Regions from separate parts of the Homo sapiens genome. Here all the other regions are linked to region 1. Evidence: chromatin loops called from intact Hi-C (ENCODE). Cell type or tissue: heart left ventricle. All regions are shown on one strand. Links, peaks and the distances in the headings refer to the core of each region. The heading gives the core; the rest is flanking DNA.

Region 1 (6,113 bases), core at 771-5,770:
CCACTCCACCCCCAACTCCTTGACTGCACAGAGAAGGAATAAGCAGTTCACAACTACAGAATCAGGAAATGTTACCTACTGACCCCCTAGCTATAATGGTAGCACTGAGGGTGCCTATGGACATTGCTTCCTATGTGGAAATGAATGGGTTTGTGATTGCCCATGTGAATGTGTTTAAAGTCACATAGGCTTTTGGCAGTGTTAGGCTTTGTTAGTAAAATACACTAGGGTCTTTGATGGGGAGGATGATTAAAGTGTGGTGTGGAGTAATACAGGTAGTAAGGATATGAGAGTCGTGCTTTGGTTAGAAGGCAGAGTAACAGGGAAATAAAGAATATGGGTTTTAGAGCCTAACAGCCTTAGTTTGTAACCATGTATATCCATATCTAGTTTTGTGATTTTCAGCAAGTTACTCTAATCCTGTTTCCTCAACTATAAAATGGCAGTAATGGTGGTGTCTACCTCCTGAGAATACCATGAAGATCAAATGAGATGATGCACGCAAAGCACTTGACACAATGTCTGGCCCTTACGTTGTACTCAATAAAAATTATTTGTTATTTTTGTAATTAGACATCATAATTCCTGATCTCTTTAACAGATTATCGTTAACAGGCTATATTTGAGGGTCAGTAAACAAAGGGAATTGTTGAGATTGAATAGAAGATGGTAGATAAATCAGGACCTAAAATTATATGGGAAAAGAAGAGGTTGTAATATATTTTTTAAAATACATATCTGATCATGTCTTCTGAAATCCTTAAATGGTTCCTTAGGCTTAAATTGTATAATAGAAACTTGATATGACCTGAAAGGCTTCTAAGGTAACTCAGGTAACTCTTCTAGAATTCCATTTCCCCTCATATACCTTATAATCCAGCTGTACTATAGTATACTTCTAAGCACTCTGTGCTTTTGTGCCACTGTATGAGTTCTGCTGTTTGGCCTAAAAACTCTCCTTCTGTCTCTGCCTTGCATGCTCCCATTTCTTTTCTAAGATTTAGTTCTCCACATTGCCTCCTCCCTCATGCTGTTCTTTTTTTTTTGAGACAAGGTCTTGCTCTGTTGCCCAGGGTGGAGTACAGTGGCATGATCACCGTTCACTGCAGCCTCCACCTCCTGGGCCCAAGTGATCCTCCCACCTTAGCCTCTCGAGTAGTTGGGACTATAGGCATGTGTCATCATGCCTGGCTAATTGTTTAAAAAACTTTTTGTAGAAATGTGACCTCACTATGCATTATGCTTTTCTGTGCTTGTTTGATCATTCTCTTTTCCTATCACATCATGATGTTTTGTTTATACATACACTCAGCCGTGTCTGAGTTTATTTTCTTGAATTCATAACAGCCAGTGTGTCCTTTCTTCCCATTTCACCCTATTTCTGCCAAACCAGAGCTTTCAACATTTCTCTTGTCCCCTTTTTAAATTTTTTTTTTTAGTTTTGTATTAGAGACAGGGTCTCACTGTTGTCTAGGCTAGAGTGCAATGGCGCAATCGTATTTAGCTCACTGCAGCCTTGAACTCATGGTACCAAGTGATCCTCCTGCCTTGGCTTCCCCAAATACTGGGCTTACAGGCATGAGCTACCATGTAAGCCCTCGCTTGCTACCTCTGCACCTGTTTTACCGTGTGTCTGAAATACCTTTCTTGTGTTACTTTACCTAATAAATTACAGACATTTTTCAAGACAAAGTCAAGTGTCACTTCTTTGGTGATGTTTTTTTCTAATGCTCCCAGAGTTAGCCTGCTCTGCCCTTATACCCCCAGCACTCTGTTTGTAACTCTACAATAGTATCTGTATGTTGTCTGGTAGTCATGTGTATATTTGTCTCCTGTAGCCGACTGGAAACTCCTTGAGGACAGTAAGAATATCTCCGTCAGTTTTGCCCCCACCATGCATGGCAGCACTTTTTTTTAAATTGAGACAGTATCTCACTACGTTACCCAGTCTGGCCTTGAACTCCTGGGCCCAAAGGATCCACCTGCCTCAGCCTCCCGAGTAGCTAGGACTATAGGTGTGTGCCACCATACCCAGTTGCATGTCAGCGTCTTTTGCTCTTAGAGAATGTTCAGGAAATGTTTCTTGAATGAATGATTGGCACTTGCTTTAATTGCTTTTTGGTGGCCTGACAGTAGACTTCCCAATGGATCTGGTTTGGTAATGGCCTAGAACTCTTAGAATTATTGCAGACTGTTTGAAGATGGGGATGAGGGGTTGGGACTAGGAGCGTAACTCCAACTTCCAAAACCTCATTAGATTTAAATAATAAATAAAGGTTTATTTTTCTACATCTACTTGGCTCTTATATGAGGGTAAATTTCTGATATCCCTTGCTGTAAAAATCTTTGTTCTAAATAATTATAAAACCTTTTCTGAATGTTTCCTTTTGTTTGTTTGTTTGTTTGTTTTATAACTTGATTGCCTTTTGGAAGCTTGGGAGCTTCATTATTGAACTTATTGGCAATAGAATGTTCCGACGTGGAAGAAGCTGTGACTTTCTCTGACTCAGTGAAATACCCCTTAAGTCCATTTCATCAGCCATGGGTCTCCTTTCTTCCTCCCTACTTGTGTTCAGTTTTAATAAACTGAGTGCATCTGGAGTTTTTTAAGTTGTTGACTATCTTCTTGGCTTTTGTGGTTCTAATTCCACTTCCTGTCAGCCCTGGGATTTTGTGTGCTTCATTAACCTCATCCCATCAGATATGATTTTGTATACGTGTGTATATTTGTATGAGTCTCTGCCTCCCACTGACTCCTAACTTCCCCTGGGGTTTAAGTCACAAGGAATAAGCTAGTTGTTTTTTTTTTTTTCCATTTATTTTAGAGTAAACAGGAATTGAAAGCTTCCCAGAAGATTTTGGCTCAAACAGAGCATTGGTGCTTTTAGGGGAAACCAACAGACCAGACATGGGGTTCGCTATATTCTTTTGGTGGTTGTTCCTGTCCTTCCATCTTATGGATCTCTGCCAGGGGCATTCCCTTACTATCTCAGTGTTTGTATCCTATGATTTCTTTCCCATCCTACCACCTGTAATGTTCAACTATGTTTCCAGGTATCTTCAATATCCCATCCTATTTATTTATACATTTAATTTTTCTTCAGTTCCTGCTGTGGGCAAGTCATAGGTTAGCCTTTCGGCAGTGTATTACCATCAAGTTTGTTCCTCTCAAACCAAATTTTATGTAGGATGAGATACAGATATAGATATATATATACCTCCATTGCACTATTAGTGTTTAAATGTAGACTTGAGAACCTATACAAACTACCCGAAACTTTGTCATTTAATGCTTTTTCCTAGATTTGCACATCTGGCAAGGACCTTAGAGAATAATTAGTTCAGATATAGAAATTGAAACCCTGAGAAATGAACTCTATGTTCCAGGTTCTAGAGTTAGTGAGTGAAATAACTCAGGTCAAAATGACTCAGCTTGTATCTATGGGGCTTCAGAAGATGGGTTTTGGCAATCAGATAATCTTGATCATAAGACTTTTGATTTATAGAATTTTTTATGCCTCCCTCAATAAGACAGATTTTTTACAATCTAATTTTTACTGCCTTCCAAGATCGTGAAAATATGGTACCATGTGAAATAATATGCTTAAACAGCAATCCTTTAAATATGCTTAGGAAATTGGCATTGTGAGATACAACTGGCTATGAGAATAGCTTTTGGATCAGTTGAAGAAAAACAGCCAAAAACAACAGGATGTTCGCTGCTCTTTAAAGATGTTGCTGCTGACAGTGGGTTTATCTCTGTGTATTAGCATGGCTGAAGTCATGGGTTGTGACCCAGGCCTGGGATCATGGGGACAAGTTGTGGAGCCACTTGTAGAACTGATCAGCCTGGACTTGTTCTGATCAGAGCCCAGTGACGTGTTTGCTCCGCACCAGCCATGCCCAGTACACCTCTGTGTTGACGATACCTGGTTTGGTTTTCTGTTGCTGCCATTCTTGACCATTTCACAGGGTAACCTGAGGTTCTTATAGGGAGGATGTCCATAAATAATTGTTGGAGGAATGAAAGCAGGCAGTGTACATTCTCCAACAATGTAAACTACTTGGCCACCCACAGAAAAATAATGAGAGTCATCAATCTCTTCACTTTTTGAGATAATCTCCTTTTTTGGTTTATCATATGCTCCTGTTTAGATGGGAAAGGAAGTTTACTACAGAAGAAACTTATGTAGGAAGTATCTACTGTTTATCAAGCAAACATTGGTTATTTCCTTTAATTTGGTTTCACTGGTTATTTCTTTTTAGTCTTCGACAATTTTGGTTGGTATTATCTGTGTTTTATAGACATGGAAAAAAGATTCAGAAAGGTTAAATAAGTTGTCCTAGGTCATGCAGCTAATAAATGGCAAAGCCAAATTTGGGAGCCAGTTCTCTCTGGCTCTTTCTCCACCCACATAAAGACATGTCCTTATGAGTCCGGCCACTTTTGGCATGCCCCATATCCTGGATTCTCCCTCTGCTCTCCCGTAACTAGATACTCAGGAAAAATGATATCATCCTTTCTAGCAGATCAGGCCTGAAAAGGACACTCCTTTTGCTCTAGTTAAGCATACCCAGTCCTAAATACTCCTTTCAAATCTACCTTTACATCTGGTAACCAGATAGCATATTGATTTCTTGGACTAGTTAACCAATTGGCTGTGGGCATTTTCTTTTCATTTTCTTGTGGGTCTGCTTTTTTCCAAAATTCTCCTTCTGGACCCCATATAAAGACTTCCTCTTTAGCTTTTTCAATTTGAATCCAAAGCCAAGGTAAAAAGAATTTCCTTCATACAATAGCATTTCAGTGACAGTGAGTTCTGGCTAATGTCAGCACTTTCCATTGCCTCAGGGACCACAGCTTCAGCTGGGACTTTATTTCTGGGGAGAGTTAGTGGATTGATCCAAAATTAGTGGTGTGACATGTTTAGTAATCTATTAGGCCTTGGATGGATTATTATTTTCTTGAGAAAATCTTTATTTCCTCCTCTCTCCCTAAACTAACTTTTATCAGGTTTTTTCTTAATACAGCTTTAATATGTAAAGTTTCCTAAGAATCTCTCTTATTTTCTTTATGATTGGTGGCTTTATTATAAATATTTCAAGTGTTGTGATCAGGGTTATTTTGTAGGAAGTGGCTGCCAATTATTTTGTCTTTCTCAAAAACTATGCATTGTTTTTCACTTAAAATATATTTTTTTCATTCAGTATTTCTGAAGTATTTCCTATGTGCTAGTTATGGTGCAGGCTACTTGTAATACAACAATGAATGAAACATGGACCCTGCCCTCAAGTGATAGGGAGGAGCAGACATGAAATGATAAATGACATTACAAGTAGTATAAGTGACTCAGGTGCTCTAGGAATATATAAGATTTACTAGCTGTGCCTAGGGGATCCACAGAAAGCCATTTTTAACAGCAAGAATGTAGTATGCAACATACAGTGTCATGACAGGATGTGATATTTTTTGAAATGGTAAGAAGTATGACTAAATATAGCGTGCATAGAATGGGGGAATAGAAGATAGGGTTATGGAGGTGGATTTGGGCCAGAATATAAAGAATTGACAAGTTTAAATTCATCTTGTAGCTAACAGACAGCCACTGGAAGTTTTTGAGCAGGGGAGCGATAGGATTATTATTATTTTTCTTTAACTTTTATCATAATTTAATCCAAAGCTTAGGATGACAGAATTACAATAAAGGGAATACAGTACAATATTACTAGCAATGACTGACTTAAAATCTTCTAGGAACCAAGCTGACATTAGTTTCTGTTGTTGGACCAATTCACTGCCTACCTCTATGTGACTGCTAAGTTTGTTTTTCTAAGAAAAGTATAATTCTCATGGCCTTGAAGAATGGACTACAATTGAGAGAGGCAAGTGCTAGGGAAATGACTAAGGTGGTAAGAGGTGTGCAGTGATAATATATACTTACCATATGACCCAGTAGTCCCACTCATAGGTATTTTCCCAGAAGAACCGAAACCATATGTTTATACGAATATCTGTATACAAATGTTTATAGCAGCTTTATTAATAATTGCCAAAAATTGGAAACAATCCAAATGTCCATCAACTGTTGAATGGGTAAATAAATTGTGGTATG
Region 2 (6,113 bases), core at 616-5,615, 140 kb after region 1:
ACATTTGGTTATGTGAAGAAATAACTTTTTATCAGTTTGATCTCCTGATCATTTTTTTCTTATAAAAATGTAGTACATAGTGTGTATGAGTTTGTGCAAAATTATTTACTCAAAGACTAAAGCAACATTTCCCAAAGGTTTTTTCCTCTAAGTAAAACAATTATTATTATAGTCTGTCTTATCTTTTCAACTACCACCCATAATAAAATGTCATTTTATTATTTCAACATAGTTCATCAATTGATCATCTTTACCTGCGGTAGTATACTCTGTACATTATATTAATTCATCATAATTGAGAAATTGTAAGTGCCGGCATTTGCAAAGTAGTTCTTTAGACCATTTTTACTGGAGAAAAATAAAATCTCTTAATCTGGAAAGCATAGAATATAGCATCTCATTGTAATCACATCACTTTCTGTCATGTAAAATTTTCTTCATTTAGAAAATCTTGAGGTCTTGAGGATAGTAGACACATTTAAGCCAGTTTGCATTTTCACAATTCCAGATACAAATGTGTGTCTTAGTTGTTGTTTTTTTTTTTTAATCTGTGTTCTTAAATTTCTTAAAGCTTTTTAAACTTTAAACTCCCTGTCATTCAGAGTACTTGAGAATGCCAACTTAATCAGATACTGGATAGTGGAAGTATCACTGTATAGCCTGAAGATCAAAAAACTACTTCTCAGGTCCTTGGCTCATTACCTGGGCCACAGAATAATGTGTGCACCAAACCCCCGCAACACGCCATTTACCTTCATAACAAACCTGAGCATGCACCCCTGAGCCTAAAATACAAGTCAGAAAAAAAAACTCTCTGGCTCTAATGAATCTAGACAGTTGGTACCTTTTAAACTATGCTTCAATACCTTGAAATGGAGGATGACTGGGGAAGGAGAGGCAGTTTTGTTGATTTTCACTTTTAGAAACTGCTTCATTTTTAAGTCCTTCTCATAGTTTTGATTAGCTTCCAGCAACTCACATTCCTTTGAAAATTCAAAGTACTGTACTACTATTCTTGTGTGGAATTTCTTTTCACTGAGGATTATACTGGTTTAGTTTCACTGAATTATGAAGTATATGGAAATTATGTTTTTTAGAATCTGTCAGAATATCTGTTTTAGCGAGGAGGCAGAACTCCCAAGAAGGGAGTTATCTCGTTCTCCTGGAGAGCAAACAGAAAATCATTCATCATAATTGTATATATGTGTGTAACATTATTTCTTCTCCCCAACACCCCGAACCCGTTCTTCTAAACCACAGCTGATTTAGGTAAAAATGAGTAAGGGTGAAGTTTCTGGGACTGTAGGAGAGAGCTAAAGTAACTAAATTCCATTAGCTTCAAGAGTTTATAACTAATAAGATAACAAATAAGATATTAAATATTCTAACAGGAAGAATATGTAGAAACTTAGAGCACTTTATTTTAGAGGGTACTTAGAATCATTCCACAGTGGAAGCAAAGCCCTAGTAGATTTTATACCTTTGTAGCTTAGCTGTGCTAGATCTGACCATTATAATTATCACTAAATTGTTGATTGAAGCATGGTTTACATTCTCAGTATTCTGTATTTCTGTCCTGGGGTTACCCTTTAGATAGCAATGGTACTTTTCCAATGAACTCCTTGCACTTGGATTCATTTCTCTAAAGTGTAGGGAGCCATTGGTATAACTCACAGTGTGGTTAACTGCCTGTTTGAAAGCAGTAGATAGAATTGAAATCTGATTTACCTAGCATTCATCCATAAAAGAGGCCTGTTTATGGAATGCGATGTTAAAGGAGGCCTTATATTTATCTTATATCATATTATGTTTATGAACAGCATCTTTCACATAGTAATCTCCTAATAATGTCTGGGGAAAGTTCATGCAGCCTTTCTCTCATTGTGTACATAGGAAGTTCTCCATTCTTTTCGGCCTCCAGTCAGAACACTTAGATATCCAACTTATTGAAGGTGTTAATTTCTGCTTAAACTCTGATTCAGGATATGAGTTTGGAAATGGACATCTCTCAGTATTCATGGGGAATGAGCTTTGATCTTCATCTCAGTATAGCATTGCACTCATAAATGTAGCAATTGTCATATACTTAATCCACTCCTGCAAAAGACTGATCCTGTGACATGGGAGTGAGAGAGGAAAGTCACCCAGAGCCAGTGGCGGAAGTTTTCAGGAACAGAGATACAAGAAACTTGGCGTGATCCAGTCCATATGATAGAGAGCATAATAAACAAAATAAGACAAAATTGAAACAATGAGCTTTTACACACTGATGGTAAAAACAGCAGTTTGAAAAACATTGTTTTAAGTCAGAGCAGAGGTCAGCAAACTTTTTCTGTAAATAGCCAGATAGTAAATATTTTAGGCTTTGCAGGCCATAGCATCTCTGTTGCAACTACTCAGCTCTGCCATGGTAGAGTGAAAACAGCCATAAACAATATGTAAATGAATGAGTGTGGCGGTCTTTCAACAAAACTTTATGTACAAAAACAGGCAATGGGCTGGATTTGGCCTATAGGTCCTAGTGTGCAGACCCATAGACTAGAGTAACAGAACCATTTGAAGGGCTTGTTAAAACAATTGTTCCTCCATCCCATTTCTGATTCATTAGGTTTGGAATAACCTAATGAATAGGCAGAATCCTCCCTTTTTGTTTTAATAATAATAGCCACCACTTAAGCACTTGCTGTGTTCCAAGCACTATTCAGGGTTCTCTATACACATTAACTCATTTAAAAATGAATTTCAGGGCCGGGCGTGGTGGCTTATGCCTGTAATCCCAGCACTTTGGGAGGCCAAGGCAGGTGGATCACAAGGTCAGGAGTTCGAGACCAGCCTGACCAATATGGTGAAACCCCGTCTCTACTAAAAATACAAAAATTAGCCGGGCGTGGTGGCGCATGCCTATAATCCCAGCTACTCAGGAGGCTGAGGTAGGAGAATCACTTGAACCCGGGAGGCGGAGGTTGCAGTGAGCCAAGATCATGCCCCTCCACTGCAGCCTGAGTGACAGATTGAGACTGTCTCCAAAAAAAAAAAAAAAGCAAAAAAAAAATTTCAGGATGGTTGTGGGAAGTACTGAATCTCAAGAGTTAGGAATGATCAAACAAATCTGTTATATATTGATACAGCCCAATGCATGTCTTCTAATTCTGTCTTTCTTCTCCTGCTGTCTTCCTGCCCCTGAAGGAGAAGGCAAAAGAAAACTTTTCTTTCAGCTGAGTCGGGGACTTTCTTGGGTAACAGTGACTACTGGTGACATCAGCATGAGTAGCTCTCCATGCTGGGGTCTGTGAGGAGGGCTGCACCGGCTGTGAGGCCTGACTGACCTGATTCTAATTGCAGACATTGAGCTGATGTTATTCTTGGCGCAGGACAGAGCGATTACTCAGTAGTTTCTGTTAAAGTGATCCTTTGTTAAACTTCTGCTCCCAACCCACTCCCTGCTTCCTTCCCTCCCACTCTCTTCTCTGCCTCATCCACAGTGAAAAAGAGCCCCAAAAGCAGAAAAATTAAGGACATATTGATGGCCAACACAGAATTGCCGAAGTTTCCTTTAACAATCATGGGAGAAAGGAGAGATTTTAAATACATCTTAATTCTTCACTGGTTCCGGTCTCTTTCGAAACCCCTTCAATTTTTAGTAGACTTAATTTTCAACATTAGTAAATAACTCAAGGTAGGAGAAAACTGTGCGTCCTAAATTTCTCTCATCCTTCTGCCCCATCTGTTCTTTACTTTTCCCTTCCCACCATGTCCAAGTTTACCAAACTAATCTGGATTCAATAATCCTAGCAGAAACTAATGTTCCTATAACAGGCAGGACTGGCAGCAGCTCATTGTTCACATCAAGAGGTCTTTCAGTTTGCTGGTAACATCTTGAGTGCAGTGTGTAACAAGCTTTTTGCTAATGCTGTGTGTGTATATACACAATCCCACAGGTGTGGAAAGGATTCCCATATAAACCGAACCATGTCTTGTTATTTTGCTCCTAAAAGTTCATTGCACGTGTCTAAAAAAATTCTGCCTCCTCCTGCAGGAATGAATTCTGTTTCGCCAAGCCTTCAGCTGCTGTGTGTTTGTGTTGTGGAGGAGGGGAGGGGAAAGAAAGAGAAATTCAGCAGGCACCCTGTCTTTTTCCAAGCAGCTGGCAATAACATGCTAGCTCCTCAGCGTGGCACAAAGAGCAGGCAAACAGTCTAGCCATGCAGGAGGTGTCTTGATACATCTTTATAATGGCGTATCAGAGAGGAAGGTTGGACTGGGGACATGAGAGGGGAGGAGTGTGTGTGTGTGTGTGTGTGTGTGTGTGTGTGTGTGTGTGTGTGTGTGTTTAAGTTCCAGAGCATATTGACTCCGGAACTTAATGTCATAACCTATTGCTTCGTTGTTTTTTTGTTTGGTTGGTTCTTTTGTTCTATTTTATTTTCCCACTTGACTTTTAGCAGGAACTCATACTTAGTGTCTAGCTTTTAGTTATTATTGATTTTCCTAGGACCACTTGATTTAGTAGATTTTGCCAAGCCAAACTTTTATTCTTATTTAATGAAAATACATAGAAAATACATGAAATAATACTGCATTCGGTTGTTTTGGAAATAGGCCACTCTAGACAGGCTTTGGAGTCAGATAACCCACAGCTTAAGTCTTGGCCCTGTCTAGTCCGTGACTTAAGACAGGTTATTCAAACTTTTAAAACCTCATTTTCCTTATCTCTAATTTGAAGATGATGATATATACCTGTGTATTATCATGATTGTAGTTCTCAGGATGTGATATTGATATTACCATATGTCAAGCACCAAAGTGGCCATTTTTTTGTATTATCTCAGTGGATCTTTACAGCTGCCCTCTTATTAGCCTCATTTCACAGATGAAAAAGCATAGTATCAGTTAGATAACTTTCTCTGTGTCACATAAGTAATAAATGGTAGAACTGGGATTTGAACCCAGGTCTGTCAGCCTGCAGCATCCAAGCTCATGGCTATTATGCTATATGCTGCCTCCTGCTGCTAATAAGGCATTCAATAAACAGCAACTGTAAGTACTATTACATAAATTCTAACTTGCAATGTATACATTCAACAAGTATTTTTTTTTTTTTTTTGCGATGGAGTCTCACTCTGTTGACCAGTCTGGAGTACAGTGGCGCAATCTCAGCTCACTGCAACGTCTGCCTCCCGGGTTCAAGCGATTCCCCTGCCTCAGCCTCCTGAGTAGCTGGGACTACAGGCGCACACCACCACGCCAGGCTAATTTTTGTATTTTTAGTAGAGATGGGGTTTTCACCATAGTGGTGAGGACGGTCTTGAACTCCTGACCTTGTGATCCACCCACCTTCGCCTCCAAAAGTGCTGGGATTACAGGCGTGAGCCACCATACCCAGCCAACAAGTACTTACTGACTCCGATGAAACTATGTTTGAAAAGTTATTATCAGGTCTCTTCACCAGTCTCCTACTATTCATAAGCACCATCTCAAAAGAAAAGTTTTCCTGCACTTAGGCCTAGACGTCATCCCAATTACCTCAATCTTTTTTTTTTTTTTTTCCTTTTTCTGGAGAACGGGGTCTCGCTATATTGCCCAGGCAGGTCTTGAACTCCTGGGCTCAAGCTATCCTCCCACCTCTTGCCTCCCTGAGAGCTGAGATTACAGGCGTGAGCCACCACGCCCGGCCTCTCCTCAATTCTTAATGAAAGAAATATCTTAATAAGGTGTTCTTGGGCGTAACAATCTTGGAAATGCCCATCCTTTACCCTCCCTTGTACTTTTATTAAGTAATGGGTTTAGCACCTAACAACACATGCAGTATCCTGACGTTTGTTCTAGAGGTTTGGATAGTAGGAGCACTTGTATGGGTTGTTACTAATTCCTGTGTTATTAATAATACAGGAATGATTTCTGTAATTATTATTTTGTCCTTTCAACACTGTTACTGGTAATGCTATTTTAATTTTATTTCTATGATAGGTGTTTTTCAGAAGACTCCCAGGAAACCTGACAGGTGTCTACAAATGTGACTACCACAGATGACATGTTTGCTTAATTCATATTATGCTTGCTTTGGTTTTTTTTTTTTTTTTGAGACGGAGTCTTGCTCTGTCGCCCAGCTGGAG
Region 3 (6,113 bases), core at 497-5,496, 51 kb after region 1:
TAGAATCAAACTTGTATAATCATTTTTACTGTATATCAGTCATTTGAACATTCCTGGGATTCAGTATTCTAGGACAGTTTTGTGTGTGTGAATCAGAATGATGGGGAGCTTTAAGCTGTTTGGTAAGGTCAGAGTTTATGGAAGAAGCCACAGCCCTTCCATATTCTTTTTTTTTTTTTTTTGAGACAGAGTCTTGCTCTGTCGCCCAGGCTGGAGTGCAGTGGTGCGATCTCAGCTCACTGCAACCTCCGCTTCCTGGGTTCAAGCTATTCTCCTGCCTTAGCCTCCCAAGTAGCTGTGATTACAGGCACCCACCACCAAGCCTAGCTAATTTTGTATTTTAAGTAGTGACGGGGTTTTTCCATGTTGGTCAAGCTGGTCTCAAGCTCCTGATCTCAGGTGATCCACCCTCCTTGGCCTCCCAAAGTGCTGGGATTATAGGTATGAGCCAGCGCGCCTGGCCCCATATTCTTTTTAATAACAGGGATTTGTCACCAAAAGGAGAGGGGCCTTTAAGTCTGAGAAAGCTGCATTCTTTGTTCCACTCAGTGGTGACCTTATTGTAATTTTTAGTCCTCCACATACAAAAGGCAAGTCTTTATGCCAGGCTTATTGTAAAAACATGTTGGTTATCCCAGAAAACAACTTATGAATTTAAAGTAGCCAATGGAACCCAGAGATAAAACCTTGTGTGTTGTGAATAATCCTTCAACCATCAGTGGAAAATGTTAGCTCTGCTCTTTCCAAGTGGAAAATTGAAACTGCCTTTTTGAGAGTCAGTTTGTCTGCTCCACTGTGAAAAAAATAATGTTTTAATATAACAGCTTAAACCACCCTATAGTAAAGACAGCAGAGTAGAACTATGAAATTCAACCCTCTGGTTATGAGGCTGTTTCACTTATGCTGGAGTAAATTGGCACCAAAGGACAATGAACCAAAATCAAATTCAAGAAGAAAAAAAATAGTTCAAAAAAGAATAACCACTGCGGATGCTGGCTTGGAATTCACACAGTATTTCTTTGGGGCTTTCTACAAGAATATTGAGGATCATCACTACAAAACTTAATACCAGTTCTGTGAATTCTTTCTTGAAAATATATCTAGGCTGGGTGCGGTGGCTCATGCCTGTAATCCCAGCGCTTTGGGAGGCTGAGGCGGGTGGATCAGTTGAGGTCAGGAGTTCGAAACCAGCCTGGCCAACATGGTGAAACCCCGTCTCTACTAAAATACAAAAAAATTAGCTGGGTGTGGTAGTGCGCACCTATAGTCCCAGCTACTTGGGAGGCTGAGGCAGGAGAATTGCTTGAACCTGGCAGGCGGAGGTTGCAGTGAGCTGAGATCACACCACTGCACTTCAGGCTGGGTGACAGAGCAAGATACCGTCTCAAAAAAAAAAAAAAATACATATATATATATATATATATAGAGAGAGAGAGAGAGAGAGAGAGAGAGAAAGAGAGAGAGAGAGAGAGAGAGAGAGAGAGAGAGAGAGAGAGCGAGAGTACAAGCCTTACCCCATTCCCTGATGATTGTAGCAGTGGTCTTGCTTTTGAGGAAGGTAGATGTAGAGTTGGCCTCTGTGTTCCAGCTTAGGTTAGAGATTCCTTATCTCATAACTCACAGAAGGCACATCAACAGAACGTCCCCAGATTTATCATCTGAAGGCAGTTTTATTGTGGTTTTTGGACAACAACATCTTTAAGGCTCTTGGCCTTATAAAATCTCTCTTTGAAGCATTTATGATTTCATCAGTAATCTGATTGGTATCTGTTCAGATTTCAAAATCCTTTGCCCCCATCTTCTGTGAGATGTATTCTTTCTTTACCTTAATAACTTTCCACTGTGCCCTCCTTGACAACCCCCAACTCTAAAAGCTCCCTTATTCTTGGGGAAGAAAAAAAGCTATTACCTTTCAAACTACTGTGATAGTTCTTTCTTTGCCTTAATCACGACACTTTTAAAGTCATTAGTTTCTACTCTTCACGTATATTTTTCATTACCCATGCATTTTCTTAATGTCTTCTTGTACTCTCTTTATTGAAACTGTTTTCTTGAAATTATCCCTCAGTGGTCAGATCCAAGGCCTTGTCTTTGTAGTGGGCCTTTCCAGCTCCAGCCTCTTGGAAGCATTTGACATGGAACCCTTTCTTCAGTTGGCCTCCATGGCACTATTTTCTCTTAATTTTCTTTTTTTTTCTTTTTTGAAATGGAATCTTGCTTTGTCGCCTAGGTTGGAGTGCCGTGGCATGATCTTGGCTCGGTGCAACCTCCACCTCCTGGGTTCAAGTGATTCTCATACCTCAGCCTCCCAAGTAGCGGAGATTACAGGTGTGTGCCACCACGTCAGGCTAATTTTTGTATTTTTCGTAGAAATGCAGTTTTACTGTGTTGGCCAGGCTGATCTCGAACTCTTGACCTCAAGTGATCTGCCCACCTCAGCTTCCCAAATTGCTAGGATTGTAGGTGTGAGCCACCATGCCCAGCCTATTTTCTCCTGGTTTTCTGTGTTTCTGGTGTTTCTAACTTTTTTTTTTTTTTTCCTGATACTTCATCATCTTTTCTATCTCTAAATATGAATATTTCTGTATTCTCTGTCTTCTCACCTTTGATACTTTCATCTGCTTCCACAGTTTTAGTTCCTACTACCTGTCTTTGAATGCTACCTTCCCTAAATAGTGCTATTTGTGTATGTACTGTGGTACTTTTACAACTGCTACTTTATTACATAGTTATTTACATACATACTTGATTTAAATTTTCTGATTGCCAGCTGATTGAGGGAAGGGAATAAGTTTCTTTCATTTTTGTTTTGTCTTTCTGTATGCTTCTTATACCTAACCTTTTTGTTCTGGGTCTTGTTTGTTGAAATGTGTAATATATGTCTTCTTCCATCTCTGTTATATAATGCCTTCATAGCTTGTCTTCTGTTGCTTAGCACCATCCCTCCTTTTTTTTTCTCCCACGACTCTTTAATTTATAGGAGCTGGTTGTTCGTTTCCTCAAGCGAGCATCAAATAACCTCCAGCATTCACTGAGGATGGTATTACCCAGTCGACGATTGGCACTTCTGGAACGCAGAAGAATCCTGGCCCACCAGCTGGGTGACTTTATCATTGTATACAACAAGGTAAGTCTTTTTCTGTTAGTCTTGTGCTTTGGATTGCCATACACTGTCAGAAACAGACTAGATAGAAGCCTCTGTCCAACTGGATGGAGACACTCTTCTTCTGTTCTCTGGCATCACCATCCCTTATGTATTACTGTTAGGGGAAGCAGGACCCCACACCTTAACTCAGCTGGTCTGAAAAACTATTTATTACTTCTGAAGGCCCAGTGGCCATAGTTAATTCTTAATTCTTATCAAAAGGCATATTCCTTTTGAGCACTGAGATGAATCCTAGGCTGTGTGAGTCTGCACGGTTGTTAGTGCCTGTAGAAAGTGGCAAATTGACCATTGGAGAACAAATTTGAGCTGTGGATTGAATGTAATGACATATTCTTTCTTGAACGAGTTATACTTTCATCTTTAAAACATTTTATACATTACAGAATTTTACAGTCAAGCCCAAGAAATATACTATTTAATTAGAATATTTTGCAAAGCATTCTATATCCCGGGATCTCAGAATGCATTAAAAATATCATTTTGGGTGTTTGGGTTTGGGAGGTTTGGTCAGTTTGCAGAAGGAAAAGCTGATAGAAATTTAAATGGCTTTTCTAAAGTTGCATGGAATTGTTGGTAGAATATCAGTGCACCAAACTCATAGCCACAATTTACTCCAGATCTGTTGAGAATTTTGTTATGTCTTATATAAGTGAAGAATTTATTCAGTATGGAAGCTGGTATAAGAGTACCTTCCAAGATCTGTCTTTCCTCTCCTAATTGGAACAAAATACTGTGTCTCTGTTGTCATATTGTTAAAGCTACAAGGGTGATCATAGATATTACTAAGCTACTATAAAAACCTCTTTAATCAATGGGCTGTGTAAGTAGAAAGTAAAAACATGATTAAAATTTACATTCATTCTGCAACTTTTACTTGGGAATTTCAAAATGTTTTACAAAATCATGGCCAAAAGTAATATGTCAAATTTATAGGTGGCAAAAGTACATACAAGAATTAAATGTCTTTACTATAAGGACAGATTAACTCAAGGCTATTGAAACTACATGATGAAGTGCATATTTATTAGGAGTCAGTTTTATCTTGTTGTTTTTCTGTGGGGTTTGGGCACTGGGTAGGAAACAGAACAAATGGCTGAAAAGAAATCAAAGAAGAAAGTTGAGGAAGAAGAGGAAGATGGGGTGAATATGGAAAACTTTCAGGAGTTCATCAGACAAGCAAGGTAGTAGACATTCTTGATTGATAAAAGCTGTCTTATTCCATCTTCCATAATGCTCATTGAGTACCCAGCATTCCTTTGTTTCTGATACATGGATGTGAATGAAATCACTCTTAAAGCCGGGCACAGTGGCACACCCCTTTAGTTCTAGTTACTTGGGAGCCTGAGGCAGGAGGATTGCTTGAGCCCAGGAATTCGAGGCCAGCTTGGGCAACATAGTGAGACCCTGTCTCTAAATGATGAAAAAAGAAATCATTCTCAGAAGGAGAAAAGATTGTATGGGTTTGGCCTCTCCATATCTTAGCCAATTATGTTGCTATTTTCATGGCTTCAGTTATCAAAACATTACTGCTGGGTAGCAGGGCTGTAGTTCTCGACAGCCTTCACAGTGCACATCTCTTGAAGTCACATGAGAGCTCTTTGGAAAGTTGAAATTAGAGGCATCTCATATTTACTGGGTCTGAATTTGTCCCTGACCTACTCATGGAGTAGAAATGACCACATTTTGCCTACATTGAGTAGGCTGAGGAATTTGCAATTTCTCCACTCTGTGAGGGTTACACCTAATTTATATAAAATAGAACAAGTTCTTCATGCTTAGGGTTAGCCTTTAGAAATGGAAAATCTCGATATTCATCTCTCTATCTTGATAAAAGTCAGCCAGGCCATTTTGTCCATTTATGTTGGCTTACAAAGGAAGAGATAACAAAGGCACTTAATTTTAAATCTTGTAAAACTTACACTGGAGGATTTTTTTCTAAATAGAGAGATGTGCAAAACCATTAAAATAAAATAGGATAAAAAAACAGTAAGCCCCATTACTTAGGCTTCAACTGTCAAAGTCACAAATAGGGAGAAAATCAGTAGAAAATCTACCCTATGTTGATTGGTGAAGTTAAATGAGGTAGGGGTAGGAGCTTATCAATCACCAGCATAATATAATCTTTGTTTAATACCCTTTTCAGACCTCACTATCATGCGCTTTACAGCAAACAAATATATCATTTTGTAGGAGTCCATAATTGTATGGTGTTATTTGTTGACATTTTTGAGTCTTAAGTAATATGATTGATAAAACAGGTATAGTAACAGCTTCTCTCATCAACGTTATAAAAACAGAAAAGGATTAAAAAAAAAAAACAAAAAACAGATTGTGTCCAGAAAATAGCTCTACTTTTTAAAGCTAAAAGATAATTTTCAGGTTTATCCTAAGGATCTTCAAAATCCCTAAAATATATATTTTAAAAAACCCAGCCTTTAAAAGAACACTATTTCCCAAGCAAGTCTAACTGGACACTAAAAATGAATTATAACATATTGTTAACTAATTATATAGATGTGGAGATAAAATGCATTGGAACATAATTACTTCTGATTGGGGATTAGGTGTTGATTGTTGGGAAATAATGTGGTGACGTCAGTTCTTCTTTTATTAAGTTTGGTTTGAGTACATGGATACTTTTCAGGGCTGGTAAATTCAAATACTTGCTGGAGTCAGACAGGAAAACATAAATTATGAAGTGGGCAAAGGATAAGACAGATATAAAGCAGCTTGTATTTTGACCAACCGTAACCTTTGCCTTTCAGTATTCTGTGAAGGGCCAAATAAAACACACTGACAGGCAAAGGTTTGCACCCTCAGCTGTAGATCTTTGATAGTCACTTGAGAGACTTATCTTGTGGCATTTGGCTACTTTGAAGACTTTAGGGTTTACGCTGAGATTCATAAAGGTGGTTTCTAGGTTCTGGTTAGAGTGTGTTTTCTGAAG

Evidence for each region. Peaks named below come from ENCODE experiments on the same cell type or tissue, not always from the same donor. Only the 100,000 strongest peaks of a DNase experiment are listed, where the experiment ranks them.
Region 2: it touches region 1 in a loop (3-fold over the local background); 11 of 110 quality-filtered maps call a loop at or near these places.
Region 3: it touches region 1 in a loop (1.9-fold over the local background); 17 of 110 quality-filtered maps call a loop at or near these places.

Annotation. Positions count from the first base shown.
Region 1 is chr14:75,721,218-75,727,330 of GRCh38, forward strand. All of the region lies in intron 12 of TTLL5 (tubulin tyrosine ligase like 5), which reads left to right. Among named protein-coding and RNA genes, the nearest start is that of TTLL5, 63 kb to the left of the region's middle. In heart left ventricle, for the core only: no CTCF peak of the experiment used is centred there; a DNase peak (open chromatin) is centred at 3,844; H3K27ac peaks cover 3,547 bases.
Region 2 is chr14:75,864,734-75,870,846 of GRCh38, forward strand. All of the region lies in intron 29 of TTLL5 (tubulin tyrosine ligase like 5), which reads left to right. Among named protein-coding and RNA genes, the nearest start is that of TGFB3, 110 kb to the right of the region's middle. In heart left ventricle, for the core only: no CTCF peak of the experiment used is centred there; a DNase peak (open chromatin) is centred at 3,258; H3K4me3 peaks cover 767 bases; H3K27ac peaks cover 1,172 bases.
Region 3 is chr14:75,772,504-75,778,616 of GRCh38, forward strand. TTLL5 (tubulin tyrosine ligase like 5) reads left to right here. Exons shown (of 32, transcript NM_015072.5): 22 at 2,981-3,127; 23 at 4,244-4,347. Among named protein-coding and RNA genes, the nearest start is that of TTLL5, 110 kb to the left of the region's middle. In heart left ventricle, for the core only: no CTCF peak of the experiment used is centred there; no DNase peak of the experiment used is centred there.